Regions from separate parts of the Homo sapiens genome. Here regions 1, 2 and 4 are each linked to region 3. Evidence: chromatin loops called from intact Hi-C (ENCODE). Cell type or tissue: A673. All regions are shown on one strand.

Region 1 (8,000 bases), 1.6 Mb after region 3:
ATAGGAGAAAATTTTTTCAATCTATCCATCTGACGAAGGTCTAATATGCAGAATCCATATGGAACTTAAACAAACTTACAAGAAAAAAACAAACAACCCCATTAAAAAGTAGGCAAAGGACATGGACAGACACTTCTCAAAAGACAACATACATGCAGCCAATAAACATATTTTATAAAGCTCAACATCACCGATCATTAGAGAAATGCAAATCGAAACTACAATGAGATACCATCTCATGCCAGTCAGAATGTCAATTATTAGAAAGTCAAGAAACAGATGCTGGTGAGAACGTAGAGAAAAAGGAATGCTTTTACACTGTTGGTGAGAATGTAAATTAGTTCAACTGTTGTGGAAGACAGTGTGGTAATTCCTCAAAGACCTGGAGACAGAAATACCATTTGACCGAGCAATCCTATTGCTGAGTATATATCCAAAGGAATATAAATCGTTCTTTTAAAAAGATGCATGCACATGTATGTTTATTGCAGTACTATTTACAATAGCAAAGTCATGGAATCAACCTAAATGCCCATCAATGATAGAATGGATAAAGAAAATGTGGTACATATACACCATGAAATACTATGCGGCCATAAAAAGGAATGAGATTATGTCCTTTGCAGGGACATGGATGGAGCTGGAAGCTGCTATCCTCAGCAAATAAATGCAGGAACAGACAACCAACACCACATGTTCTCACTTATAAGTGGGAGCTGATTGATGAGAACACATGGACACGTAGGGGGAAACAACACACACTGGCCACCTGTGGGGTGGCAGGGAGACTATAGGGAAGAATAAAATGGATGCTGGGCTTAATACCTGGGTGATGGGACAATCTGTGCAATAAATCACCATAGCACACGTTTACCTGTGTAACAAATCTGCACATCCTGCACATGTACCCCAGAATGTAAAATAAAAGTTGAAAGAAAATTACGTATTCACCACTGCTCGTTCTTATATTAAACAGCATAGTACAAATGCTCAAAAAGTTATCTAAACTAGTTATTGGGAGGTGGCTGAAGTCAGAGCACTGAAGTAGACTGGAATATGCTGGCAGTGAGTCTTCTTACATTAGACTCTCCTAGCTCATAGAATTTAAAAAAATATGCATTGTGTATTTTAAATAGAAAAATATATATGTCACATTTTACTCTTGATCATTTTTACTTTTAATTAATGTTTTAAAGAATTTTAACTTTTCTACACAATAAAAAGCATTTCAAAACTTAAGGAAAAAGAGAGACAAAGCTTAAGCAGGATATGCATAGCATAAGCTCTAAAAGACATAAAAATGAGCATCCATAACAGTCCCCTCACTGCAGGTACACTGTGCTGGGTTTGCAGGACGTATTTTAACTTAAAGGGCACTGAGTTAATCCCTTGTGCTCAGAGACCTTCAAGGGCTGGCAGGTGGAATTTCTCATGTACAAAAACACTGTAACACAAGAGTGTACTTCTACAATGAGAAGTATCAGCTTTCAGAGTCTACATTACCTCTGCTTCCTTCACCATGAATAATCATTAATGATCCATGGAACTCTCAGTAGGATTGCAGGTGTGCCTCTTTGTGCTAGTCAGAATGTCATATAATCAAAGAGCTGGAAAGGATCTTCAGGACTCGCTAATGCAGTGCTTCCTTCTGGAAAATGAGACCCAGGAAGAATAAGTACTTTTTTCCTAAAATGTTCTATACAAAAAAAAAAATCATCAATGTATTAAGATAGTTTGCCTCTTAATTCCATAGCCTATGCTTTTATTATTGTAAAAGATTAATAAACTCCACACAAATAAATATATAATTTTCTCAAAGACAAGTCAACTTTAACATAACAACACTAACTCCAAAACTAACATATATACTTGAAAACTAAGATTGTGGAAGTGAAGACCTACATTATTGACTCAAATTTAAGAAAAATCTCCTATCCTTATACCAATGAAAATCCACCCCCCACCACCAAATAATCATCTTCCTTATTCTGGATTCAAATTTTAGCTTACAGATAAGAAGCATTTGTCCACACAGTACCAAACTCCATTTAATGTACCAAATAAGAATGTCACAGATTGGCCAGCTTTGAAATCACCAATTAATGAAGTGCTGTGAGAAGAGAAAATTAACATTTTTCTCAACTTGTTTTTGCCAATAATCAAAGCTACAATTGGGATAGTTAGTAACTCCATATTACCCTTTCTAGCACAAAAACAGACACGAAGTATAACAAGTTAGCACTTGGTTCTAATAAAGCATGTTTTCACTGAACCACAAAGTGAAGGATGGAAGGCATATAAGCTTCGCAAAACAGAGACCTGGGATCTAGCACTTGCTAGATGTGAGATTCTATGTTAGGTAATCTCTAACATAACATTTCCCTATCTATAAAATGACAAGGATAATGTCTTAAATGAGATGGTGTTACCAAAGTTGTTGGCCCAAAGAAGGTACTTAATATAGGTAGATATATATTCTTCATATGTACTCCAAAGGGTAAGGCCACTTTATCTCAGTTTGAAAAGAAAAACTGCATTTGTTTTATACATTTTTATAAGCAGTTTTATTGAGATATAATCCATATACCATAAAATTCACCCTTTTAAAGTGTACACTTCCATGGGTTTTAGTATATTTACAGAATTATAAATCATTAATGAAATCTAACTTTAAAATATCTTCATTACCCTAAAAAGAAATTCTGCGCCCACTAATAGTTACTCTCATTCCCTTCTCCTACTTGCTAAGCCTAGGCATTCACTGATCTTCTTTCTGGATGTACAGAGTTGCCTTTTCTTAGCATTACAATATCAATGGAATTATACATGTTTTCTTACTGGCTTCTTTCACATCATGTTTTCAAGGTTTATCCAAGCTACAGAATGTCAGTATTTTATTTCTTCATATTGCTGAATAATATTCCACTGTATTGATATGTTACATTCTAGTTTTCATCAGTTGATGGATATTTGAGTTTATACTTTGAAGTATTATGAATAATGCTGCTATGAACATCAGTGTACAGGGTTTTATACTGGCATGTTTTTATTTTTCTTGGTGTTATATATAAGAGTAGAATTGCAGAATGCATGTACAGTAATTCAGTAGTTAATATTTGGCTATGCACCAATGAATGAAATTTCTGAATCTAATTATGATAACTCTGTTTACCCACTTGGAAGTACAGTCAAACTGTCATAGTTCATTCATTTGAAATTGTTTCTATAAACAAATATTTTCACTGTAGTGCCATTAATTTAAACACAGCAGCTACATAGGCTCTTTGAATCAGCCAGATCTAGATTACAATCCTGGGTCTGTCACTGATTTGCTTCGTGAATATTAAGTTTCTTAAATTCTTTCAGCCTCAGTTTACTTATTCTTAACACCTACCTACGAGAGCCACTGTGAGCATTAAATATAACCATACATATAAAAGAACCAGCAATGAATAGATTTCGATAAATATTTCCTTTCCCTCTTCCCTTCCTTTCTAAAATCTACATTTACTTAAAGAATGCCTGAGCTGTGGTGTTTGGTTTCTTAGTGTAACAATGCCATCTGCTGGAAATGCCAAAATGGTACTTAAGAGGAAATGGATCACACAGAAACATTAAAGGTGAAGTTCTACTATTCCTGAAATCAAAGCAACATTTTTCTCACTCTATTTATATTTAAAGGTGCCTCACTCTCTACATATATACATGACAATTTTCTTAAAATCATTCATGATTATATTAAGTCCTTCAGTATATCAAAGGGGTAAATTACTAGTAGAAACAACTTGCCATGAGTTAAAGTTGTTTTCTTAATAATAAATTTTCCTAAGAACTATAGTTTGCTTTCAAATGTTTGTTATAGATCTATGAATTTAGCTATGAACTTAGATTTTTTAATCATCTGGGAGCCTTGTTACTAACAAAAAAATTATTTAAAACTCTTAGATCACAATACTTTTATTTCACAAGAAGTGACCCAAAGGATGACAAGTCAACTATTTTTCCTAGAAGTAAAGAGAACATGTACTTTTATGGAGTAAAACTGTCTTTGAAAATTTTCTAATTGTGTAAAAATAGATGATTGATTAGATGGACTAAAACATAGCACATACTTATTATGGAATACTAGTCATTAAAGATCAAGTCCTCAAAAATGTGTAATAATATATAAAAATCATGATTTGTTATATATGTGGATTAAATAATTATATTATAAAACAATGTGTATACTTGATCAAAATTTTGTTCAGATAAGTAAATAGAAAAATTATAAATAGGTTGGTAGCCCCAAATGGTCACCAAAATGTTGATGATGGTTTTTATATATTAACTGTGAAATTAATGTATTTTTTTCTTTATGTATCTAGAACAGAATTCTTGAATTTCCTGCGATAACTGGCATTGTATCACAATAACTTTTTTCTTGCTTATTGGGACATATTCATATGAGTCCTAATCATTTTCCTTAATATCTTTACAAGCTATATTTGGTAAAATTTTAAGTTATTTCCCTTTAAAATATCCTTCCCAGTTCTTGCAGATTGCTTGGGTGAAAATTAATAATTCTTCGTATAGTCTTCTTTCATTAACAGTAACCCAAGATGTGACCTGACATATAACTAAAGAAAAAAATCCCTAAGTACTCAAAGTTACTGTGGAGGTTTTATCATCAAGAGATGCTGTCCTTCCAGGAGTTCTGTAGTGTTCAATGCTGCAACGACTCTTGATTTTTATGCACTTTAAAGACTGAGGAGAAGTCTAAACACAGTCGGAAAGACAAAGAAACTTTAAATGTGCTCAGCATAATGACATAAACATTTTCCCCTATTTGTCAAAGGGTAGTTCTGCAGGATTACAACCACAGTAAAGAAAATGTTTGTATTTGAAACATGGATTTTGGTTTTGCCATTTGTGTATGTGTAAGTAATCCACTGGACACCAAAAAAAGAACGGAGAAGGATATGGATACCTCACTAAATAGCATCCTCCAAGGGACTAGATTTAGAGGGCTAAAGCCCAGCCTCACAGTCTGTTGGGAGATGTCCATGTCCCATCATAGGAGCAAGGAACGCATCCTATGGCAAGACAGTCATGTGAGGGGGTGGGATTTGCTACAGGGGCATGGAGACCTCCATGCAGAGTTTTGAAAAACAAAGCAGAAGAGACGGTCCTGAAAGCAGAAGAATCTGAGGTACATCCACGAAATCTGAAATAAATTTAACCCTTTTATTCTCTTTCCATGGCTCACGAGTACCATGATATTTCAACATTTCATTAAATATTTATTTTCGTGTCTCCTACACAGTAATCTCTACTAGATCAACTCCCTCAGTAAAACCTGTAATAGCCATATAGACTTGGAAAACAGTCAATTAGAATTAGCAATGATAAAACAGAACTGAGGCTTTCCCACATTCATTTCTTTAAGACCCAAATGTGGTAACAGCAAAATGAGAGGAATGGAATTCTGAGAAGTATCCAGCACAAATCCATATTTTTTTGCCTAGGTCAGATCAAAGTACAGCAGGGAAAGGCAAAGCACAGAACTGACTTAGAATTGGACATGATAGAAACAAGGTTTTTTGCTGACTATCCTATTGAGAATCTTTGAAATGGGTAGAGCAGGAGGGAGGGATGCTGAAATCAGGATTACCTATACACATTTGGTGGCTAAGTGATCAGTTGAAATTCAGAAACATTGAATTTCTACACGTAGTGAAAAGCACTGTGTTTGTAAATGAGAGAAAATTCCTAACCAAGTTGAAAAATAGGTCAAATAGATCCTTTGATATAAATCACCCAGATTATATCAAAGTCACATAGTTGTTCCTGGAGAGACCGGAGGGGCCTAATTTTAACTTGGGCAACTATAATTTTTGGCTTAGTTTTATTATTATTTTATGGTAATTAATAATTCATGATGATCACACTTATTTAGGTGCTTTTCACAATTATCTCATTAAAACATAACAAAGAAATCAATTTTTGTTTCCACTTGACAGAAGGAAACAGAAATCAGAGAGATTAAGTAACAATTGCAAAGCTTGCAAATGACAGGAGTTCTAAAGCAGGTCTGCATGAATCCAGACTTCCAAAAAGAGATTAAACTTTTGTTATTTGTTTTTACTAAGAGATCATTGGAATACATTTTGGATATGAGAGGAAAATAGGTAAATTGAGTTTGAATTTTTTTAATGTATAATTGGGCAATGGGAAAGAAGGCATGAAATAAAATGTCCTTTCCTGTTTAATGTCTGATGTACATACTATGTTTACTTCCTGAGGAAATATATATGTGTAAATAGGCATCACAGAGAGTGCCAAAATGTAAACCAGCCTACAAATTTCTCAGGAGCCAATCAAAAACACTATTAGGTACTGTATATATGAGTACTTATTTATTTAGGTAGATACACATTAACAATTTAACTGCAAGCAGACATCAAACATAATGAATTGCTAAATAGATGTTATAAACAAAAAGTTAATCACAAGTCCAAAGGAAAGGACATTAACATATTCTGGGTCAGATAAGAAAACTCAGACCTGGAAGAAATTAAATGGAAAGGGCTTGAGGGAGCACGAAAGATGAGAATTTACAGATGAGAATATTATTACCTTGAGCGAAGAAACTAGGTAAAGAAAGCTGTACTAAAATGACAGGCCAGCTAGTAAACTGTCCTGGGGTCAGTCTACAAAAGACACTAAATTATAACACAATAAATCATCACTGTGATGCTAGAAACTCAGGTCATTCAATAACATATAGATTTGTCCTATTCCCGCTAAAGAAAAAAATATCTGGCTAGAGTGAAAATTGAAATAAACAAAAAGAATGTTTGTTGTTGCAGACTCCACCACCAATAGTATTGAGCAAATACTTTAAGAATATTGGTTTTATGGGGTACTATTTATTAACCAGCCCTGGGAAGCTTAGTAATCAGCCTATCTGAGGAAATTAAATGCCTCCATTCAGCCTATCCTAGGAGAGTGCATGAAAAGATACGTCTGGAATAGAGAAACTACTTAGAGTTTGGAACCAATTTGTACAGGTCCTTAAATAACAGTATCTTTAAACCAACATCCCTTACCTGTGCCTATTGCCCCAGATGAGAATGTCATTACCTTGAGTGAAGAAATTAGGATAAGTTCCTAGCATTTTCCAAAGCGTTGTCTACAGGTGTTTCAATTTCATCTTCTCATGTTAACTCCTCAGCCCAATCCATTCTGGCCTCCGACCCTTACACAACATGGAATTATTCCTCTTAAGGTCACACATGGCTTCCTTGTTGCCAAATTAATGGACCCGCCTTTCTGACCTCATTCTGTTTTAAGTGACATTTGACAGAATTAGCAGTTCCTTTCCTTGAGAAACACCACATCCTCAGCTTTGGGAAAGCCAGACGGTTTTTCCTCCTGCCACTTTGGCCACTGCTCTTCAATCTTCCTTACTAGCTCCTCTGCCCATCCCCAATATCTACATGGCAGAGTTCCTCAAGATCTTGCACAAATCTTATTCTCTCCCTCTACACACCCAATCTGCTGGTCTCACCTTTCCCATGGCTTACATATGGTCCATATGATACCATCTCCCTAATTTACATCTCTAGCTTAGACCTGTCCTTCAAGTTCTAGTCTTTGTAATCTAATATCTTATTTGGTATATTCACTTGGATGTCTCACAAGAGGCCAGACTTACAGATGAGAATATTATTACTTTGCAGATGAGAATATTATTAAAAGAAGTCTGATATTGACTTCTTGATTTTACTTCAAAATATGTTTCTCATCTACTTCTCTCTCAATGAATGGTAAGCTAAGAACCTGAGGAAAAAAAACCTTTACTCTTCCCTCTCCCTTACCTCCCAAATCAGTCTATCTGTAATTCCTGTTAATTCTATTTCAAAATCATATCTTGTTTATTGCTCCCCATCTCCATGGCCACCACTGTAGTCCAGAACAGCACTGTTTTTCTCACAGAATGTCTCCTAATCAGTTTC
Region 2 (8,000 bases), 320 kb after region 3:
CTTTTTAGATGGTTTTGACCTCAAAATGAAAGGAACGTTCACTTTTTCTTTGTGCCAGAAACAGAAAGAATACTAAGCTGGATCTGCCATAGTTATTAATACTAAGAGATCTGTCCAGAATAGCAGGCAACACAGAAGAAAGCGGTGAGAAAAATAATAACAAAGAGGTTCGATCTGGGCAGTATTATGGAAAGATGGAATCAGTTGTACTTTAAACCATCTCTGGCCCTGGAGTTTTAGTTATAATAGTAAAAAATATTATTTTCTCTAAACTAGTTTTATCTGATACTCAACTCTTGCAACCCTAAATCCTGAAAATTACAAAATACACAAAGCCAAGGCTCAGAGAATAAAAAAAGACACTGAATCTTACACACTTGTATCTGCCGCAAAAGCCTCACATTGCTGCTTCCTCCAATCTAATCAAGACCTTTTATTGAAAGGCCTTCTAGTAATCAAATTTACAATTTTTAATACATCTGACTTTACCTTTTATTTTCTGAGACACTGCCAAAGTTTTGTGAGATAATGTTCATTCGGCTTGATCTTATCAGTAAGTTATGTTACTAATCATTCGGGAGCCAGATTTTTGACAAAAGCGTAGGGAGAAGAGTCACTCCAAATAATAATTCGAGAGAGAAAGAATTGGAAATTTATATATAAGGAAAAATTAAAGTAGTAAGGTGTGAACAACTTGGCAACATCACAACAAAGTTGAACATGTTAATGTTAAAGTTCCAGAAATATATTATTATACATAAATAAAAACTAATTGTGAAAAAAGAATACACATTAATTTAGCAGATGAAAAAGGGAGGGAAGTGGCCAGAGGAAAGGAAGATGGTACAAGAAAATCATCGCAGGATTTTTGAAAGTTCCAGATGTGAGAATGTAAAAAGTCATAAATACTCATCAAATCTTTTATAACTGTGCAGTGCCATTTATGTGATAAGTTTGTTAGGTTCTGGCTAAAGAATGTTAATCAGCATAAAGAAACTCCTTACTCTCATAAAGCACAGTGTTTATCAGGAAAGCATAAAATCTTGCAATACGTTACAAATGTTCAAGCAATCAAAATTTCACAATAACTCTAGCTTAGAATATAAGATAATGATGGAAAAAAGTAAGTTAGACAAAATTTAAATCCTGAAATGATTGGTAAGCTCTTTTTAGGTGGTTGTTCTATGGATCTGATATTCATAAAACAATTACTGGCAATAAATACAGTCAATAACTCAATCAGGAGCAGAAAATAAGCCTACTGACTCCCAGTTTTGTTTCCTTTCCATAACACCATTCACAAACATATTAGAATTAATAAGCATTATCCATTCTTACAAGCTCCAAAATATGCTGACAATAATTTAAGATCTCAACTATTTCATTTTCCTATTGATAATCACACAAAATATCTCGGCACTAAATTAACAAAAATGTGAATCCATTTCTAGTATTTTCTCTGTTTCTCTTCCTTTGCCCCCAGTGTGTGTATGTGTGTTTCTCTCTCATCTCTCAAGTATATATTTCTCCTTTACATGTCTCTATCTTTTAAACATTTATTCATCTAGCCTAGCTTTAAATTAATAATAATAATTCATATTTCATTAAGGAGTAATTTAAAATATGCATTTAAACTATCCATGAGGCTGTAGAACTAGTCATAGTAATTTAAAAATTGCATTTACTCTTCATTTGATGTTGATTGCCTGGTTATAAAGAGATCTCAGTAATTGTAGTTGATGAAACAATGACGTACAGTCAGGCAAAAGTCTAAAATAAAATTTAGGCAATTGAGCAAACCTACACCTTTAATAATGTCTTATTATAATATTAAACAAGAACATAATTTTGTCCCAATAAACAAAAAATCTCAGTGCCTTTCAGAAAAGTTATCATCATAGTTAAATTTGTGAAAAAACAGTCCAAACTTCATAGTTCATACTTTTGAATTAAAACATATTTTTAAGATTACCTTCCTAATATACTACCTACGAGCATACATTTACCTATTGCAAAATACTTGTATTACAGAGAAAGTTTCCTAAATTGTATTGGTTCATTTAAGTAGTTACATTATAGTTAATATAATATTAACATTAATATGAGTCAGGAGGCTTCTGTGGAAAAATAAACAAACCCTTTCTGCCTGTTTACACTCTCATTATCAGCCTCTTTGTAGATTTGTAGTAATCTACAGATAACTACATAATATAAAAAAGTCAAGGTTCTACCCTAGAAGACCTCCTCTTTTCATTTTGTAATCTCTCCCTAAGAGATATAATCTTACCAAAGTTTCAAATACTCCCAGCTGCTTAAACTATTTAAATCTCTAGTCTTATCCTTTCTACTAATATAATATACCTAGTCCTCTGGTGGAGTGTTACAAGACACCTCATACTTATAAATCTGCAAATAAAACTTAGGAATTCTCATCTAAACATACTCCTCATCTAAACAACAGCACCACTCATTTTTCTGTACTGCCAGAAACTTAGGGGTTATCAACAATATCTAAGTCCCCTGTACCTACTGTATCCAACCTGTTTGTAAATTTTGTTTTATTTCCTAAATATATGTCTAATCCAATGGGTTTCATTTCTACCATTATTCCCCTAGACCAAAGCTACCATCAACCCTCACCATGACAATCTCTTGTAGCACCCTTTGAAATGATAATGCTGAATTCTCTTGACTCCTCAAATTTGGCCTCTTTCTTCCAAATTTTGTCTTAAAAATGTGAATGGTATTTACTACTCTTAGAAAAAATAAAGCAAAATCTCTACAGAGTGCTTGCCTGGTCTCTTCAGTTTTTTGTTTTTTGTTTTTAAATTTACTGTAGCAGACTGTACATGTCTTCTATGATGGCCAAACCAGTATCTCCTATGCTATGTGATCTTCTTACAATTTGATGTACATTCTTCCCATCTGGAGACTGCCTGTTGGCACTCCATCCATAGGGGCATCTATGTTTCCTCCGATTGCATCTGGTCAGACCTCTGACCATAATGTTAGTATTTTTGGTCACTAAAGTTGATTATTCCATGATAGCCACCACCTCTGACACTGCTTGCCTCCTCCCTTAGCCAAAATAGTAAGCTAAAACTAATATTTCTTCCTGTGGGTGGATGGCAGAGATTACTGTCACCATGAATAAGCTAAAGGACGTAGAGATTGAGATTCGTCTTCTATGTCCTTAAAATTCATCAGCCAGGCCCATGAAGAAACTGGATGGGTTCTGCAGAATGACTCTCAGCATAAAGGTTAGTAATCTTCCTTTCTTATTTTGAATGGACTGAAGCTGGAAACAAATGGGATGTTCTGCATTGGGAAATCTCAGAAGTACCACTCAATGGACTCTCTAATGAATTTTCTTATGCGTCCCAGCTACAAAAAGGACTTTGCTGCCTCCTACAGTTTCCTTAGGATAATACAGACTCCAAGTTCTGGTATTCTATTACACACTTTATATACTATTACATAGTAGGGTGACTATAGCTAATAACAATGTATTGTATGTTTCAAGATGGCTAGAGAAGAGGATCTTGAAAGTTACCACCACAAGCAAATGATAAAGGTTTGTGGTGATGGACATGCTAACTACCCTAATTTGATCATTATACAATAATGTATACATGCATTGGAACATCACACTGTACCCCATAAACAAGTAAATTTTACATGTCAATTATAAAGAAAAGTTTTGCAAAGAAATAAAAAGTATGTATTAGGCTCCATAAAGTTGCTAGGTAAGAACCCACATCAATACGCTCAACTGCTTTTCTCATAATGTGTTTTCTGGGAGGGAAAATAGATCACGTATTTTCTTTTTTCCTAGTAATGATTTTTTATTTCTCTGCCACTCTGTTTCTACTTCTACTTTTCTCTCTCCCCCATTTTTCCTCACCTTCCTTCTTCTCTTTCTGTCTTCATCTATGCATGCCTCTCACTCCATACTATTTTGGCATAATAATAAAATTCCACTACTGCTTTGAAGAGCAATGTTTTATTGTTGAAAATTATTTGGGCTGCTTTGTCTATGTGGTAGTCATTCTTTTGTTTCCTTACTTCTCTATTAAACTTGCTTTCACTTTTTAAAAAGAACAAAATTAATTATTTGGGAAAAAATTTTTTTGACCTTTTTAAGCTAATTGTTAATTCATATTAAAATTTTAAAGTATTTGAGTTGTGTATTTCATTTTTTGTAATTTGCTGTTTGAAAATACTTTTGCTTTGTTTCCCATTTTCCACATATTGTGTTCTGCATATATATGTGTGTATACATGTGTTCATGGACACAAAATAACACACATCTGAATTTGTTAAAACATACAGAAGAATTAGGACATTCCATGCATATATTTCATGTGCTTTTTACCAAGAATCTTTTAAATGCCTATATATATATATAAAATGTCATCGTAATTTGAATGGGTCTTTGCTACTCAAAGCTTCAGGAATTATTGGACGTGTAAGTTAGTTTTAATTTATTAATATAATATATACTTATATAAACAGGTGATATCATACACGAATGTATCCATTCACATAGCTTTGTATATATTTTAAATTATCCATTTAGGATATGTCTATGGTAAATGGATTAGTATAAATTTTAACTATGGAACTACTAAGAAAATAAATGAAGATAATACAATCCTGGAAATACTTTTATTTGGTCAAGTTACTCATACACTGAGTGCCTTAACACTCAGATCTGGCTATACAATTAATTGCTATAATTACTATAATATGAACTGGCTATACAATTAATAACACATGAATAAGGCATCAAACTAGAATTCATACTGTAAAATAGAACCTATGAGGACAAAATATTTGAAGTAACAAGTAGAGGCAGGAGAGAGAGCAATTGACAATGTCATCCATATAAAGATAGAATATGTAATCTGTACAATAAAGTGTATATGGTTGTAATGCTATTGTGTTAGGGTTAAAATTTTGTTAAAAGTTTCTATTCATGGGGAAAAGATTCCCTATTTAATAAATGGTGTTGGAAAAACTGGCCAGCCATATGCAGAAAACTGAAACTGGACCACTTCCTTACATCTTATACAAAAATCAACTCGAGATGGATTAAAGACTTAAATGTAAGACCTAAAACCATAAAAATCCTAGAAGAAAACCTGAGCAATACCATTCAGGACATACGCATGGGCAAAGACTTCTAAAACACCAAAAGCAATGGCAACAAAAGCCAAAATGACAAATGGGACCTAATTAAACGAAAGAGCTACTGCACAGCAGAAGAAACTATCATCAGAGTGAACAGGAAAACTACAGAATGGGAGAAAATTTTTGCAATCGATCTATCTGACAAAGGGCTAATATCCAGAATCTACAAAGAACTTAAACACATTTACAAGAAAACCAACAAACAAACAACACCATCAAAAAATGGGCAAAGTATATGAATACACACTTCTCAAAAGAAGACATTTATGCAGCCAACAAACATATGAAAAAATGCTCATCATCACTGTTTGTTAGAGAAGTGCAAATCAAAACCACAATGAGACACCATCCGATGCCAGTTAGAATAGTGATCATTAAAAAGTCAGGAAACAACAGATGCTGGAGAGGACGTGAAGACATAGGAATGATTTTACACTGTTGGTAGGAGTGTAAACTAGTTCAACCATTGTGGAAGACAGTGTGGCGATTCCTCAAGGATCTAGAACTAGAAATACCATTTGATCCAGCAATCCCATTACTGGGTATATACCCAAAGGATTATAAATCATTCTACTATAAAGGCACATGCACATGTATGTTTATTGCGGCACTATTCACAATAGCAAAGACTTGGAACCAATCCAAACGTCCATTAATGATAGGCTGGATAAAGAAAATGTGGCACATATACATTATAGAATACTATGCAGCCATAAAAAAGGATGAGATCATATCTTTTGCAGGGACATGGATGAAGCATGGATCATTCTCAGCAAACTGTCACAAGAACAGAAAACCAAACACCACATGTTTTTACTCATAAGTGGGAGTTGAACAATGAGAATACATGGACACAGGGAGGGGAACATCACACACTGGGGCCTGTCAGCGGGTGGGGGACTAGGAGAGGGATAGCATTAGGAGAAATACCTAATGCAGGTGATGGGTTGATGTGTGCAGCAAACCACCATGGCACGTGTATATCTGTACAACAAAACTGCACATTCTGCCCATGTATCACATAACTTTAAAAAAAAATGCTTTATTCCAGAAAAGTACTATTCTAAAAAAGGAAGAAAGATAATCTAGGAAAAATATAAACTAACGCAAATTTGGTCATAATATGCCAGTAACAAATTCAATCCTTTGCAGCAGGCCTGCAGAAGTCAGTGATCTTTTACAATAAATAGCCACAAATTTATTTTCTATTCATGAGGCATCTATCAACTTGATTCAAAGTACTTACATGAAAAAAAAAAGTGAGGCAGATTCTACTTTTTGTCTTACACCCATGTGTGTCTTAATTTCTATTTTATGTCACTCTGAAATACTTCAGCAGAAATAAATTCGTACTAGCAGCAATTCATTCAGTAATCTCTGAATCTGTACTCTCTTCTGATTTGAAATATAAATGAAGATGGAACACACCCATATGAATAAAACCTGTTAATTCGTTTATGGATCAGCAATCCCCAAGTGTATATCACAAATCTGTATGATATTCCTGGGCCTGCTTTTACATTTAAAATTCAGAATTGGATAAAAGATGGGTATAATTACATGGAGCCAGATGGCTCTCTTGTGACTACACATTTACAGAAGCTTTTGCAAGTTGTTTATTCCAACCAAATTTGGAATAATTCAAACTCATATAGGTCTTTCTGATTATTTTTAACTGAAAAACATAGAAAGAAGTACTTTTTTATTTAAAATAAGGCATCCTTGAGCATAGAACATGTATATTTATAGTCATTACAAATAAATTGCTTTCTGGAAAAATTTGGGCACATAGTTTAGCATAGTGATTATTTCTATTTTTATTTTTTATGGTTAATAATAAAATGTATTGAATCTGAATTAGGCATGCATATTAGTGGCTTAGTGGTAAGATAGAAAATTCATCAAGTGATTTTTTTTCTTCTTTTTTTAACTTTCATTTTAAGTACATGTGCAGGATGTACAGGTTTGTTACACAATTAAACATGTATCATGTGGGTTTGTTGTACAGATTACTTCATCACCCAAGTATTAAGCCTAGTACACATTAGTTATTTTTCCTGATCATCTCCCTCAACAATCCAATAGGTCCCAGTGTGTGTTGTTGCCCTCTATATAGCCATGTGTTCTAAACATTTAACTCCCACTTATAAGTGAGAACATGCAGTATTTGGTTTTCTGTTTCTGCATTAGTTTGCTAAGGATAATGGTCTCCACCTCCATCCACGTCCTTGCAAAGTATATGACCTCATTCTTTCTTATGGCTGCATAGTATTTCATGTTGTATATGTGCCCCATTTTCTTTATCCAGTGTACCATTTACATTGGCCATTTACATTGATTCCATATCTTTGTTATTGTAAATACTGCTACAATGAACATATGCATGCATAAGTCTTTATAATACAAATATTTATATTCCTTTGGGTATATACCCAGTAACGGGATTGCTGGGTCAAATGGTATTTCTGTCTTTAGGTCTCTGAGGAATTGCCACACTGTCTTCCGCAATGGTTGAAGTAATTTACACTCCCACCAACAGTATATAAGCTTTACTTTTTCTCCACAACCTCACCAGCACGTCATTTTTTGACTTTTCAATAATACTCATTTGGACTGGTGTGAGATGATATTTGATATTTCACTGTAGTTTTGATTTGCATTTCTCTAATGATAAGTGATGTTGAGCTTTTTTTTTTTCATGATTGTCGGATGCATGCAAGTCTCCTTTTGAGAAGTGTCTGTTCATGTCCTTTGCTCACTTTTTAATGGGGTTGTTTGTTTTTATCTTGTCAATCTGTTTAAGTTCT
Region 3 (8,000 bases):
AACCCGAAGACCTTGCATCGCTGGGCTGAATAACTTGTTTTCTTTTTTATGGTGTCCAGACTGAGGTAGGGAGGGGACACACTGACCTAGCTGTAAGAAGTCAAGGGTTGGGACAAAACAAAGTTCAAATATATACTGGAATTTGTGTGTGTGTGTGTTTCAGAAACTGTGTGTGTGTGTGTGTGTGTGTGTGTGTGTGTGTGTTTTCAGCTTGAGAAAGATGAAATCACGTTTCCTTAATGCTGGGAGTAATAATGCTTAATGCTTAACTTTTCATTGTTCTTTCATGTTTCAAGCCCTACCAGGCCCAGGAAAACACTTCTTTCCGTTTCCTGTAGCCTTCCTGCGTATCATGCATTATATTTGAAAGTGCTTTCCTCTACTTTCCTCATTTTATCTCAATAATCTCTGCTAAAACCAGATAACTTTCACCCTCCCGGTTCAGCATTTGCTCTTTTCCCTCCTACACAAGCTGATTAGAATTTGCAAAGAGAGAGGAAGAAGAAAGGTTCTATTTTGTTTCATGATTGTTGCTAGAAAACGGCAAGACCTCGGGAGAGAGACCAGCATATTATTTCCCAGTGGATGTCAGAGCTAGCAAAGTTTTTTTTTTTTCTTTAAATTTTATTCCCTAGCAGGTCAAAAACTAGTATGTTTGCAAGAACAATTTCTAGTTTGCTCATAAAACTATTGTTATTAGCCACTCTAAGGTTGGCATACTTTTAAAAGTTCAAACAAGTTCCTTCTAGAATAGGGTTCTTTTAAACATTAACATTTAAAAAGAAGTAATTTTTTTCATAAATAATTTAGATTTAACTCTTTACCTCTATAGTATATCTGCCTTACTTCGTTAATGTGTCCCCTGATTTACTGCCTATGTCAAAGCACTTTTAAAATAATGTCAATTTTCTTGTTCTCCCAGTTCATTTTTCTGAGGACCAATGGTGATAAGTGTTGGTCTGCCTATCTTCCCAGAATAATCCAAGATTTGGGGAAAGAAAGAGTATTTTGCTAATTTCAGGTAATTAATGGAGATATGAATGTTTTTCAGTTAAAGTGATGAATATCAAAAGATTACCTGAGTTTCTGTTTATATTGTTATTTAATATTTGAGTTTCTCTTTAAGGTAGTAAAAAAGTTATGATCTAGTTTTTTTTAATGGCGTTAACAATTAGTTTGCACATCTTATGCATTTTATTTACATGGATTAAAGTATGTGGTAAGTTATCACTTTAATTCATAAATTTGTTTTATATGTAACTGAAGAAGCTTATTGTAAATTGGAAATACCTTACCTTCAAATTTCCTGGGTGAGAAATCACTATTGAGTTATTTCTACTTTGATTATTTTTACTAATATAATGTAATATAAGTTATCTGACAGTTCAAGACTGGAAATTGGTATGAAGAAACAAGGAAATACAAGTTTCTGAAATGAAGGGATATCATTCAAAACAAATCTGAGTTAAACAGAAGAAATGAAATCCAAACATTGACATTTTTTTAATCTACATAGTTTTGAAATATAAAACGAAATGTGCTTATATTAGGAGCATGTTTCCAATGTTGCAACTGACCTTGAACTCCTAGAACACAGTGTATTTTAGCAACTAGATCTCACCAAAATATATATTTCAACTGACTTCAATACAGAGTTGAAGACCCCAGCATATTTCTGGCATACATAGGTAAACAGATTTCTCATTGGAACAAAAAGAACCAAATGTATTTAGTATTTAATCTTCTTTTGAGTTACAGAAATATTTTTTCTTGTTTCTTGATTTTTTAAACTTGATTTATATAAAACACATTTCCTTTCCTTTCTTTCTGTATCTCTGTTGTAGATTTTAACCTTTATAGATCATAATAGTGAACTAAAAGATCAAGGTCTACTTGATGAAAACTGGAACTAGCCCTGGGAACCCAATAAATTACTGGACAGAAGTAGACATTTATTTTACTAAGAAAAATGGTTTTTGAACCTAATTTTTTGAAACACAAATACAATGTGTTTCAGAGATTATGTCCTCAGCAGAGACTTGAGAGAGCTCAGAGGAAAGGAATTACTTCAGAGATAAGCATTGCTGTAGAGAAAGGACATTTCTTAATACTGAAAGTTAGAAGTAAATTTTATCTTTCATCTCCATTCATATTTTTTTCTTGCTTATTTGCTGATACCTTGATGTTAACTCCCCATATTTGTCTGGTGCTCCCATTTAGTTATCCAAGGGCCCCAAAATGCATCATGCTCTCGAGGGCTATCTGACCCAAAGAAGAATTCTAAGCTATTACAATTTCTACTTCTCATCAAAACTCCATTGAGTCATAGTAGATAAATCTAATTGAGCTTTTAATAAAAAATAAATTATATCAGACTAATTTAAGCTAAAGTATGAATGACTAGCAGCCTACATCAGGAATATGAAGCCAACTTAATTTATAAAAAGTAGACTTTCTGGCAAATTGTGTTAATACATATGGGAAGCAGGGGCACCTCAATCATTCTTAGCCTTGAATACCAAATTGAATAAGCATGGTACTATATTTTATATTTTCCTTTTTTGTATCTTTGATAATGCTATTGAACAATTATTCACACCTAGCTTTAGCCTTTGAAAGAAATATTTTTTTAATTTATGTGTGTGTATAGATGGCATTTCAAAAAGATTTCCACTAGATAGTGAAACTGTTCTCTAAAATGAATCTAGTCGTAAAGCAATTATCTTAAAAATAAAACATCAGAGTAATTGTTGTTATGACTTGATTTAGGAGTTCAGGTAGGCGCACCAAATCATATTAGGTAGAAGTAATAAGCTGTTTGAATGTCTATGGAATTCATTTCTTCAACATACTTATGTTAAAAGCCTGATTAAGAACTATTGTCGTGCCGGACCCCTATTAACTCCAATAGGGATGATATCTGACATCGTGTCTGAGAGGCAGAAGGAGAGACCCTGAGCCAATGAATCAGACACAGCATTTATTGAGGAATTATATATAGTTCAGGCCAGGAGTGGTGGGCTGGACAGGAAAACTGCTACTGTTTATAAAAAGCATACAGGATATGTAGCATTTTCATTTAGGAATCTCTAGCTAGCAACCTCCGTTTTACCCAAAACAAACGTCCTCAGTCCCCTTTATGGCCTGAGTTCCAAGGTATGGGTGAGGGGTTCAGAAGTCCTCCATCCTTAAGGAGTGAATCTCCAGGTTGGCCACTCCTGAATTTCTTAGGTCAGAACTCCAAACAAACCTTCTTCTTACACCATAGGGACCTTCTCAGGGTATGCTTGAGTTATTGCTATCAAGTGCATCTGCTGTACAATTACATAACAAAGATTTGGCTTCTTAGCTTTAGTTTTACAGGTTTTATTTTTTTAACTTCTATTTTTTCTTTTATTATTTATTTATTAATTATTTTTTGAGATGGAGCTTTCACTCCGTCACCCAGGCTGGAGTGCAGTGGCACGATCTCGGCTCACTGCAACCTCCACCTCCCAGAGTCAAGCGATTCTCCTGCCTCAGCCTCCCGAGTAGCTGGGATTACAGGCGTCTACGACCACGCCCAGCTAACTTTTTATATTTTTAGTAGAGACTGGGTTTCACCATGTTGGCCAGGCTGATCTCGAATTCCTGAACTCAGGTGATCCACCCGCCTTGGTCTCCCAAAGTGCTGGGATTACAGGTGTGCGCCACCGCGCCCAGCTTTTAACTTTTATTTTACGTTCACGAGTATATGTGCAGGTTTGTTACACAGGTAAACTTGTGTCATGGGGGTTCATTGTACAGATTATTTCACAACCCAAGCATTAAGCCCAGTATCCATTAGTTATTTTTCCTGATCCTCTCCCTCCTCCCACCTTCCACCCTCCCAAAGGCTCCAGTGTATGTTGTTTCCCTCTGTGTCCATGTGTTCTTATCATTTAACTCCCACTTATAAGTGAGAACATGTGGTATTTGGTTTCCTGTTCCTGTATTGCTTTGCTATGGATAATGGCTTCCAGCGCCAAATTAGAAAACTGAATCTGTCTTCAAGTTTGAGGCAGATTCAGCTTCTTAATTATTCATCTTGAAACTCTGTCCTTGAATTTCAGGCAGGTGGCCACAAGTCGGCAGTAATGAGACACTCTCATGTGGTTGTAACCACATGGTTGGACTTTCTTACAAGCCCCCATAGATTTAGAAGGAAGAATTAATTTTAATTTATTTTATTAAAGATCCTTTTTATTAAAATAAATGATGTGTGATAAGTTTTATTTACATGAAATCAGATAATTTCTTTTGGAACAGTCATTTTTTAAAAAATTTCTAAAACATGATTAGGTAATTTGCCTTTTAATCTCTTCACTGGTTCTTTTTCTTTTCCCCTTTAAATCACAGCCGTTTAGAGAGAAGACTGAGTTACTGTTCTTTTTTAACTCATCTTTTGCTTCCATAGTATATTCCTGGTCCTGTAACTGAATGCAATCTTTTGGCTAGCTTGGTGTTAAAGTTCTTTTGGATTTGTATCTCAGCTCTTAGTGGCTGTGACTTCTGTAATGAAAGGGAATCCTTTCTGTGACTGGTTAGCATCAAACTTCTTTCTCCACACAGTGTCCTTTATTTCTCTGCTTGCAGTTTTGTTCATTCCATGTAAATTCTTTGAATGCCTTTGTCAGGCCTCTGAGCCCAAGCCAAGCCATCGCATCCCCTGTGACTTGCACGGATACGCCCAGATGGCCTAAAGTAACTGAAGAATCACAAAAAAGTGAATATGCCCTGCCCCACCTTAACTGATGACATTCCACCACAAAAGAAGTGTAAATGGCCTGTCCTTGCCTTAACTGATGATATTCCACCACAAAAGACGTGAAAATGGCCGGTCCTTGCCTTAAGTGATGACATTACCTTGTGAAAGTCCTTTTCCTGGCTCATCCTGGCTCAAAAAGCACCCCCACTGAGCACCTTGCGACCCCCCCACTCCTGCCTGCCAGAGAACAAACCCCTTTGACTGTAATTTTCCTTTACCTACCCAAATCTTATAAAACGGCCCCACCCCTATCTCCCTTCGCTGACTCTCTTTTCGGACTCAGCCCGCCTGCACCCAGGTGATTAAAAGCTTTTATTGCTCACACAAAGCCTGTTTGGTGGTCTCTTCACAGGGACGTGCATGAAAGCCTTGTCATAGCCAGTGCCCTGCACCAGGCACTAGAGAAAGAAGACTAACCATAATTTTCATGGCCTCTGTCCCCCACAATAGAGCTTACCATCTAGTAGAGGTTAATAGACCAACAAATTAGTTGTTAAATTATGATCTTGTTTTTATTTCACCAACTACAATTTGTTATAAAGCCCAAGTGTGTTCTTTTGTGAGACCTCTGGAACCACCTCCTATTAACTCCAATAATAGCTTCTCTGTTGCACTTAGTTTTTGGTTTATTTTTCCCACATTCATTCTAACTGCCTTGGGAGGTAGTTTGTGAAACATCTGTATGAAGTCTTTTACTGCAGTACCAGATACAGCCCAGGGTATTACTAAACAAAGTTTTGGAATAAAACAAACCTGGGTTTGAATCATGGTTCTGAGATTCACTGTGTTACTTGTGTAAATCATTTAACTCACCTGAATCCTCAGGTTATAATGCATATCAAATAGAAATTAGAATATTTATATTTAGGGTTGACAGGCTTTAATGACTGCCTGTATATAAACTACCCAGTAGAGGTAGGTACTCCATAGATAACATTTCTATTCCCTGTCAGTCTATCTCAAATCATGTAATGAATGATTAATTTCACATTAAAGTATAGTACAGATAACCCAGTTTCTCAAAATAAACTACTTTTTAATCAAGAAAATCTGCTCATAAAAGCTTCCTGAGATAAAATCCTTGAGAAGATGCCTAAAATATTCTACTGATGTTTTTATTTTCCCTCATATTAAATATATATATAATATATATTATCTATTATATATAATACATATACCAAATTATATATTAATTCAAACATGAAATTTAAGCAAAATTTTCATATCCAACTTATTCTCCTCAGACGCGATTTGTTCTCAAAATGCTTTTTAGAAGTTTTGTACCTTAAATTAGCTCCCCTTTAAAAGGGCTAGTTTTATAATAAAGTAATCAAAGAAGTTTCCATGGATTTTATACAACTGGTCTTTGGCTTTCAGACTAGTTTCTCTCTCTCTCTCTAAATATATATATATCTGTATACATCAAGCCCAAGTTTGTTCTTTTTTGAGACCTCTGGAACCACCTCCTATTTACATACACACACATAGAATCTTACTGAGGTACTTACACATTATTGAGGTATTTAAAACTCATTAGAGGGAAAAATGTTAACACTAATTGTTACAAATATTAAGAAATATGTTGAAAATAAAAGTAGGGTAATATGAAAATAAATATAGAAACATTAAATATAGATTTTAAATTATTTACCATCCATTTGTTAAAATAATCATGAACATTTATATTCGTAGAAAATGTGATTAGTTTAATAGTTTTTAAACTGCATTATATGGTTTTGCAGTATTTTTCCACTTTAAATTTGTCTATTGTCAACATTAAACTATTAATTTAATAAATTATTAATTTAAGCTATAACTATATTTAATTTCTGCTTGGATATGCAAAAACATAAATTATTGTTTTATTTTGTGTTTAGTTTGGCATGTTTTAACGTTTTGTAATATTGTAACTGAAATGCAATGGAGGGGTACCGCGAACAGGTAGGGCCGAGAGGCGAGACAAAGAGGACAAAAATCTCCTTTATTGAGCTCTCGGGCGAGGTTCACTGGCCCGCAGGGAGTGGGCCAGGGAAGTCGCGCTGTGCCAAAAGTGCAGCGCGCTTATATGGGTGAGTGACTTGCCTTAGTGACGTGCTTTAGTGGGCATGCGCGTTCACTGGGGCTGCGGGAAGAAGACAGGTGAACCCGGAAATGCTGAGTCAGGGTATCCGAGGTGGCTGTCGGGATGGCGGGAATAAATGGCGGGAACAGGCGAAAATGCCAAGTCAGGGTAGCCAAGATGGCCGCTGGGATGGCGGGAACCGGCGAATCCGGGAATGCTGAGTCAGGGTAGCCAAGATGGTTGCCGGTCGCCATCTTGGAGTCTTTACCGGAGTCCAATCAGTAACATTAGAACATTTTAAAACCAAAAAATATATTGTTGAAAAATTAACATGACACCGATTATGGGAACTTATTATATATTTTATAATAGTTTTATTATCAACAGAATTTAGGAAATAAAAAATTGCATGAGAAATCATTGTGAAAAATTATATGGCATTGTAGTAGTTTCTATATTGTTTTCAAACTTGTGCGTCCAACATTGATTACCGTTACCTTTTATAATTTTACAAATTTGAGGATTTGCTACATTTTCTGGTTGAATATTTTCAATACTATTTTTTAATACTAAATAATGTAGCCAAAAGTGTAAAAATATTAGCATTACATTTATTCATGCATTCATTTTCATAACAGTATGCTTTAGGATTAGGTACCTCCTGATATAGACTTCATTCACTAAGATATATTTTCACTCTCCAGTTTTCTTTCACATTAAAAAGTTCAACGTATCTAGAACGGAACAAAACGGAGAAAGCAAAGAATAAAGGTAAACTCTAAGTTAATAGTTATTCAGTAATACATAAACAATTCTCTGTATGTTATGTAGAAAAGCTTTTTTCAAAACTAAACACTCTATTTTCAAAAACATTGTCTTACATTCCACAGAGAAGTTTATTTTATACTTTTAATAAGATGAGGGTAAATGAATGATTTATTAAAAAGACAAGTAGTAATGTGAAAAACATGCACATACCCCCAGGCACATATGATGGATCTTTATAATACACTAAGGTTTTATTTTTCAATTTGGTAAATGGTGAGATGCAGTTTTAAATCAACTTTTTCTAAAATGTGAAAATGCTCATAATGTAAAAAATAAAAAATTTACTAATTTTGAAATAGACCCTTATGTGAGGCAGTGAACTAG
Region 4 (8,000 bases), 1.2 Mb after region 3:
CCATTGTGGAAGTCAGTGTGGAGATTCCTCAGGGATCTAGAACTAGAAATACCATTTGACCCAGCCATCCCATTACTGGGTATATACCCAAAGGACATGTACATTTAAATACCATTAGTCTTATCCTAAACAAAGACAAAACTACACTTGAGGAATTTTGGTTAAAATTCTGGGAGTCTTTCTCTCTTTATGTTTGCTTTCCATTATATTTTCATATGTGTCAGAGGATGTAGAATAATGAAATTGATTGTGTTCTAGAAGAAGCATATCAAACTTTATATTACTGGAGACACTTTCTTAAAGTTAAGTGGAACAGAAAGCAGGTGATAAGGCTGAAGATAGAAGGATATAGACACCATTCCCTGAATATTAACTTCAGCACGACATGAAAATTTCTGGTAGATACTTGCAAAGGGTTGGAATTTTCTCTGAAGCAATGAGACTCAATTGTATGCTATGGGGATTTTAATTCCATTTGTTATGTTTTATTTACTCATAGCATTAAGCCTTATTTTGATGTATTTTGTTATCCTCAGATTTGCCCATTTTTTATTAGCATACAGATAGATGGATAGATGTCCCATATGTAAATTTTCCCACAATCATTTAAAAATGCTTTCACATAATTATAAAAAATATATTTTCTTTTTGAATAAGAAGAGACATAATAAAGGCCAAAGACTGCAGATTTTTTTGAAACCTAAATTTTTTTATTTTCATTGTGAAACACCCAAATTATTGAAAGGACATGTTGAGATTTTTTTACAGCGTATGTGGGGTAATATATTTACTAAACATTCCTTTAACATTGCAGGTCAAACTCATTTATGTTCTTTCAACATCATTTATTCATAAGAAAACTCCCAGACAAAATGGAATTCAATAATTATCTAACAAAATCAAACAGCCCTCCCCTTGAAAGTAGTACCACGGTAAGAAAAATCCCCAAAGTTAAAAATTCATGTTGCAGCACTGCCATTTCTACATGGTCTTGATAATAATACAAAAGTATGACCAAAGAAGGGAGCAATAGAATCCCTGTCTAGTACAGTTTAAGAAAATAGATTATGATGGAAAGCAACAGGCTAAGAATAAAGACTAACACATGGGGCAAAAATGTTTTGTGGGTGGTGGACAGGAGCAGATGGAGAAGGACACATGTGGTTATGTATTTTCTGAAGTACCATAAGCTAAGTATCACAGTGAAGAACAGAAATTTAAGCTAAACCTGTTGCTTTATTTGAGTGGAACTCTCTAAGTAAAAGGATTTTTTAGTATTATTGAAGTGTTTAATTTAAATGGCCCGAGGCCCGACCAGTTATTGAGAAAAAAATTAGAAAAGCTGTTCCTTCTATTGAAGCTATTTGAACAGGAATTCCAAACAAAATACCCATGAAAACTAACAAATTTTGACTGTTGTAAAGTCCTTGCTCTACAAAGAGGTATCCTCTGAACTCACAGTGTTTCAATGTAGCCCCCTGTTTGCTACACTTGAGTTCAATCCTTTTTAAGTTTTAAGATTTGAATCTGTGATTATAATCATGGATAAGATGCAGACAAAAAAAGTGAGCCAAACTGAATGCTGATGGCCACCAGGAAACCCATTGTCTGCAGAATCACCACAATTAGTGGTGTTTGAGTACATAGGTGGGGCTATTTCTTGGGTGAGAGGCTTCCAGAGACGAATCCCGAGTATCTCTTGTGTGGTGATGCTACAAATCTCAGAGGAATGATGCTGCAAATCTCATATGAAGATGCATAGCACTTTTCTGTGAAAGAGCCATCAAAACATGTTTGTTGGGTGTCTGCAGTACTATTCTGGCTCCATGAAAGGACAGAGAAAAATTGGTACCCTAAGTCTGCACTTTCATCAGCAGTCCTTCTCACCTCTACTTTGACTGAGGAATCATTCTAGAAAACCTTGCCAACCCGCAAGTTTGCGAAAGCCTTCTGAATTACTGAAGAATAAAGACAGATTTTTAAATAGGGTTTAATGATAAATGTATTCTGGTCCCTGGATTCCCATCAATCATGTAAAACATAGATGGTAAATATCAATCAGAAAATACACTTCTAAATGTTATTTTACTGAAGTTATAATAAATAATATATATGTATTTTTAATCTCAACCTATGTGCTCTCATTGCTTTGGTCCATTTTATGCTGCCTATAAGAGAATACCAGACTGAGAAATTTATAAAGAATGGAGATTTGTGTTTTATAGTTTTGGAAGGTGAGACATCTAAGGTCAGTGGGCTCATATCTTGCAAGGGCCTGCTTGCTGCATCATCCCATGGCAGGTGATAGAATGCAGAAGGACAAGAGAGGGTGAGAGCAAGCAAGAGGTCAAACTCGAACTTGCGATATCAAACTCTTATTCTTCTTGAGGGTGTAGCCCTCATGACCTAAACACCTCCTCTTAGGCCCCGCCTTCCAACACTGTTGCATTGGAGATTTCCAACACTGTTGCATTGGAGATTACCAACACGTGTTTTCAACACATGCCTTCTGGGGAAACATTCAAACCATAGCATTTATTTATAATCAACCCACATTAAAAAGGTCCAAATCAAAATGATTCATCTCCATAAAAACAAAAGGACTAGAATACTCAAATTAGACACATTATTTTTAGCAACAATTCCCAAATGCAGTCCTATCTTTCTGAAACATTTTATTTTTCTCTCCTTTCAAACATATGTCTTCTTTTGTTTGTCAATAATACCTTTTTCTATCCCTCTATATTATTTAAATCCCTCAAATCTCTGCCCATATTCCCAAAGAGTTATAACTGTTGAGTGACAAATCACTTGCACCTTTGCAGACACAGGTTTGTGCGTCTGCATGGAGCCCCCCTCCTGCTGACTGAAAAAGACAGAATCATTAGATTCTATTTTTCTAAATTATGTTGCTGTGCCTCCTGTCAATGAATCTGTTATAAAATGTAGGTAGGTCCTGCTGCCATAGCATAATTAACTGGTAGACTTTAACAGTAGGACCCCTGACAATATCAATTTAAAATGCTTTTAAATAAGCAGATCTCATATGAAAGATGCATAGTACTTTTTGTAAAAGAGGCATCAAAACACTTTTGTTGTGTATTTGCAGTGCTATTCTGGCTCCATCAAAGGGGAGGGAAAAAAATGGCACAAACTCTAAGTGTCCTCTCTGACAAAGGGAATCATATAGTCACCTGGCTTAGAATGTTTTCTAGTTGTGTTGAAAAAGAAGAGAGAAAACAAAACCCAAAAGCTATCAGGATGCAATCTCAGAGGGAAAAATTTCTACCATTAAAATTCATGGAATTTGCACTAGGTAAAGCAGGTGTGCTACTAAAAATTTTAGAGAATGAAAAAGGTGCTGCATTTCTAGTGGTGTTTTTCAATGAATACCTACTAAATTTGACTATTAATTTTTTAAAAAATTGTAACATTAGAATTTTCACCTATATTTTCCATGGTTCTTTAAACACAAATAATTAGCTTTACAGAAGAATACATCCATTGCTTAGATCACATGTGTGAGTTGAATAGCTGAAACTAGCTATAAATAAGCTTTTATGTGGAATATACATTCCCAAAATTCATTTGCAAACTTTGTATTTGTTTGCTACTCCCAGGATTTGTACTGATGCATTTCAAATCTCTTATAGGTTGCACATACATATATTTTATGTTAACACCCTTTCCTGTATGTTAATACAATAACAGAAAAGTAGAAATAATTTGATATATACAATAGCATAGTGCCACCTTTACAGACGTATTAAGCAACACGTGATTGCTTTATACTGAAAATCAGTTTGTTCTATATTAAAGAAGCCACAGGCATATACACGTCGTAAAATAAGTTGATAGAGTTATTAGGGAAAATCTTTCAATATTTATTAATAAGTAAATGAGTTATACTACAACAGTAATAAAACTTATTTGAATCCAAGCTTTGCCATTTAATTAATGTCAGTGATTCCAACTTCACTCTAAGAAGTATATTAATGTCCCTAGAAATTGGTTCTTGCTTTTTAAAAACATCTCTAGTGCTCAGCATGAGACCAATGTCGTTCTGATTATTTAGTAAAACTTTTAGATTGATATGACCTATTCAAGCTAGGAAAATAAAACCAATATATCAGATAATGGTTTCAATTAGATTAGGAAAATAGAAGAACAGAACTACATCCTTTTTTCTGACAGAGAATTTAATGTAAGAAATTGGTTGAATTCTATTGTAGGACTAACAAGAGCAGGTCATACCTCTTGGGTCCAGAGAACAAAAGGAAGACGTTGGGATTATTAGAACCTAGAAGCTTATAGAAGGGACCTCTCAGAGCTCAGCCTCATATTTCTGAAAAAGAAGTGCCACATGTTGATATTAGTGTATCCCAGAGAGTGCATTGAAGCTGGTTGCGGAAATATAGAAAAACCAAACCTGAAAACTGGAACCAACTGCCTCTAATGAGACTGCTAAAACAATGGGAATAGAAAGGGGCAAGTCTGTTCTCACTCCACCTGCCTTTGGGCATCCCTCAAGTGCCCCCTAATGGCAGAGCCTAAGCATCACAGGCAGAATAAAGCACGAATAAGAATACGCAGTAGCTGAGTTATCAACACACTAAAATACACCCCAGTTTTGCTAAGGATACGTATTCATATTTATTGTCTATTCTACTCTCGAACATGTCCTAGTATGGATGAAAAATAATATGGGCACTCTCTAGACAAAGCTGTTTATCCAAATTTAATCAAATAAAGCCGCTGTAGTAAATAAATTTAGAAAATGGCCACTTTCAATTTCTTTAGTTCTGTTGGTACTTGCTGCTTCTCACATGAACAACTGCAGCCTAAGTTCCCTCTCTTTCAATCTGGGCTGATTTTAGTAATTTGTTTGATGACAAGAACATGGTAATAGTGACATTTTGAGACTTCTGGGATTAGGTCATAAAAAGCCTGGGTCTCTTGAAATGTTTGCCCTTGAGACACTCCCTCTCCGAACTCAGCCACCATGCTGTGAGATGCCCAAGCCACATAAAGAGACAATGTGTAGGTGCTGCAGCAGAGAGCCCACCTGAAGTCCCATAACAGTCAGCATCAAGTATTATGTAATAGACTTTTTGGATATCCAGCTAGGCGAAGCCTTCAAATGATAGCTCCGGCTGACATCCAGTTACTCCCATAAGATACCCGGTGGAGAACTGTTCAGGTAGGCTAGTTTAACCCTCATAAATAACAACAACAAATTGTAGTTTGGCCCATTGAGTTTTAGGGTGTTTACTTACCTAGCATACATAACTAGAATAGCCCACCTATATAGTTTTCCAAGGACACCCGCTATCTCTATCCTGATCCAACTAATTCTTGTTTTCCTCCTCAGAGTTTTCTGTAATTTTCACTTAGCTTTTCAACCAAGTAGATTCTAAGCATTTGAGAGGAAAGGATCACGTCCTAGTTTGCCTCTGTATCTGCCACTTGATAACCGATTATTAACTAGGTATAAGATGGTGTTATTATAAATGCTGCACAACCACTACCCTGGAAAACTGACATTCATGAATCTGCAGGTTGACCACAGTTCAGCTTATCAAGGCTGGGATTAACCACACAGCTCTGCATCAAGATGCAGTTTGTTTGGACTTGAATTCAAGCTGTGGGCTGAGTTTAAGTCTGCTCCACGTGTGTTTTTTCTGAGACAGAGACTAAAAGGTAACAGCCACTGATGTCATTCTCTTCTCATGGAGGATGACTGGAGCACAAGAGCCATGTGAATATATTACAAACACATTCAGAGCTTCTACTTAATCATACTTGCCAACATTCCACAGGCCAAAGAAAGTCACATCGTCTATCATATCAATGGGGTGAGGAGGTGCATTTTGCCTAAGTGGGAGCACAGGAAGTAAATATTTGCTGGACAATAATCTGAATAATTACAAGATCATCAAGAATGTCTCATCACTGATTGTAAAGTTGAGTTAACACCCTGTAACATTTGTATATAAACATAGTGATAGTTATTATGTGTTAAATACATATCTAGACTTGCAAATTATTTCCAAGACCCAGGGAAAAGTATAAATTTGTATTTCCAGAGTATACACAGAAACCAAATATTTACTGTAAAAATATTTATTTGTATGGCTATGATAATTAAACCATGTAAGAATTATTATTTTTCTTCAGTTAAAAATAATGCAAAAATAATAGATCATGGATTTTAGAATATAGTGAGAGAGTAGCTGGCATCCTAAATTTGTATTTTTATGTACTATTTATTGTTATGACTACTTATTTAACTGAATACTGGTCAAAACTTAAAGGTAAGTACTTTAAAGCACTAGAAGTACGCCTTGTAAAAAGTAACAGTGCTGGGAAAAAGGGTACTTTAAGAGTGCACCACTTTTCTTCTGATTTTGTAAGGACTGCATTCTTTTATAGCAAATCCACTGACTTCTTAATGCCTTCCAGATATACCTTTAAATGCACTGAGTTTAGATAGTATGGACATCCAAATTTGTCCCAAATGAACACTTAGAAACACAGGAAGCATCAACCATACCTGCGCAGAGTGAATATTATTAAATGGAATAAATCATCAACTACAAATGCTTTATATTTCCTGCTGTAAATCACTGATTAAAGTTAGAATGATGCATTATTTTAATTCAAAGTGAATAGTGGAGTTGTGACTGAGATTCATAGGATAACACGTGATAAATACCTACACTATCAAGGTAAGGAGATGTGCCCCAAAGTATGAAAACAAGTAACTATAGAAAAAAGTATAAATTTTATTTCTGTGCAGTTACATTTATGGATCTAAATATTTATAGACTGTTTTGTCAAAATATTGAATTTTTTTAGTAAAAGCATTATTGAGATACTAAAAGCCTTATTTCAGGCAATAAAAAGTATGTAGTCCTAGTCTCCATGCTTTTATGACTTTATTTATATTATGATCTAAAACAAGCAAAACCAATCTATTGTGAAAAAATTTTAATTGACGTAGTCTGCGTGTAAAGCATTAAGTAGGAAGGTGCATTTAGGAACTTTCAGGTGTGGTGCAAATGATCTATATTGTGAAAAAGTATGGATTTTGTGTCTGTGTATCAAACCCATTGAATTGTACACTTAAGGTTAGACATTTGGGATGTGTCCAGTAGGGTCTACAAGACTACAGCTACCATGAATATTTTTGAACACTTCTTGAATATGTACATCATATCTATTGATTATACCCTGAGAAGTGAAATTTCTGGGTGTATTAGTTCTATCAGTTTGCAATAACAGACTATCACAGACTGGGTGGCATAAACAACAGAAATTGATTTTCTTAGAAGTTCAAGATCAAGGTGCCAGCAGTCTTGGTATCTGTAGGGTCTTACTCCTTGGCTTGCATAAGGCAGTCTTCTTGCTGTGTTCTCACATGGCCTTTTCTCTGTGCATGCACATTCCTGATCCTTCTTCCTCTTCTTATAAAGACACCAGCCCAAATGCATTAGGGACCCACCTTTATTTAACCTTAACTTCATCTTAATTACCTCATTTAACCTTACTTACATATTTAGGCTCTGTCTCCAAATATAGTCACATTGAAGGGCTAGCACTTCAAGACATAAATATGGAAGGGACACAATTCTGTTTATAACACTGGGTCACAGTATATATATAAAGGAATATCTCTAAATTTCTAGAGGTGTTTTTTGGTTTGGAGCAGACATAGGTACCTACATGTCCACCACTGCTACAGTGGTGTTGCAATGACTGCATTTGCTATAACAATACGGTGTGCCCCATTGTCCAAACTCAAATACATATTACTGTTTCACAGTTTGTTTACCTTGGAATCTATCCATTTAGAAAACAAGACAGCATGGAGATGCTGCAATCAGCATTAATATAGCCAAATACAGGAGAAGTTCTGAATCTAGGCTCAACCTTGGCTGCACATCAGAATTCCCTGGAGAGCTTTTAAAATTCCTATGACCATTCTGAACTCCAAACAT

What was found. Peaks named below come from ENCODE experiments on the same cell type or tissue, not always from the same donor. Only the 100,000 strongest peaks of a DNase experiment are listed, where the experiment ranks them.
Region 1: it touches region 3 in a loop (18-fold over the local background); 5 of 110 quality-filtered maps call a loop at or near these places.
Region 2: a loop joins it to region 3, with 8 times the contacts of the local background. A loop is called at or near these places in 10 of 110 quality-filtered maps.
Region 4: it touches region 3 in a loop (3-fold over the local background); 5 of 110 quality-filtered maps call a loop at or near these places.

The regions. Positions count from the first base shown.
Region 1 is chr14:39,984,708-39,992,707 of GRCh38, reverse strand. No RefSeq gene overlaps it. Among named protein-coding and RNA genes, the nearest start is that of FBXO33, 560 kb to the right of the region's middle. In A673, a CTCF peak has its summit at 3,581 (motif pointing left); a DNase peak (open chromatin) is centred at 3,537.
Region 2 is chr14:41,276,383-41,284,382 of GRCh38, reverse strand. No RefSeq gene overlaps it. Among named protein-coding and RNA genes, the nearest start is that of LRFN5-DT, 310 kb to the left of the region's middle. In A673, CTCF peaks have their summits at 3,215 and 3,419; a DNase peak (open chromatin) is centred at 3,402.
Region 3 is chr14:41,596,819-41,604,818 of GRCh38, reverse strand. No RefSeq gene overlaps it. Among named protein-coding and RNA genes, the nearest start is that of LRFN5, 6.1 kb to the left of the region's middle. RefSeq lists enhancers at 4,338-5,087, 5,088-5,837. In A673, a CTCF peak has its summit at 4,101; DNase peaks (open chromatin) are centred at 318 and 4,068; H3K4me3 peaks cover 3,299 bases; H3K27ac peaks cover 3,305 bases.
Region 4 is chr14:40,414,517-40,422,516 of GRCh38, reverse strand. All of the region lies in intron 1 of LOC105370465 (a long non-coding RNA gene), which reads right to left. Among named protein-coding and RNA genes, the nearest start is that of LINC02315, 540 kb to the left of the region's middle. In A673, a CTCF peak has its summit at 4,545 (motif pointing left); a DNase peak (open chromatin) is centred at 4,526.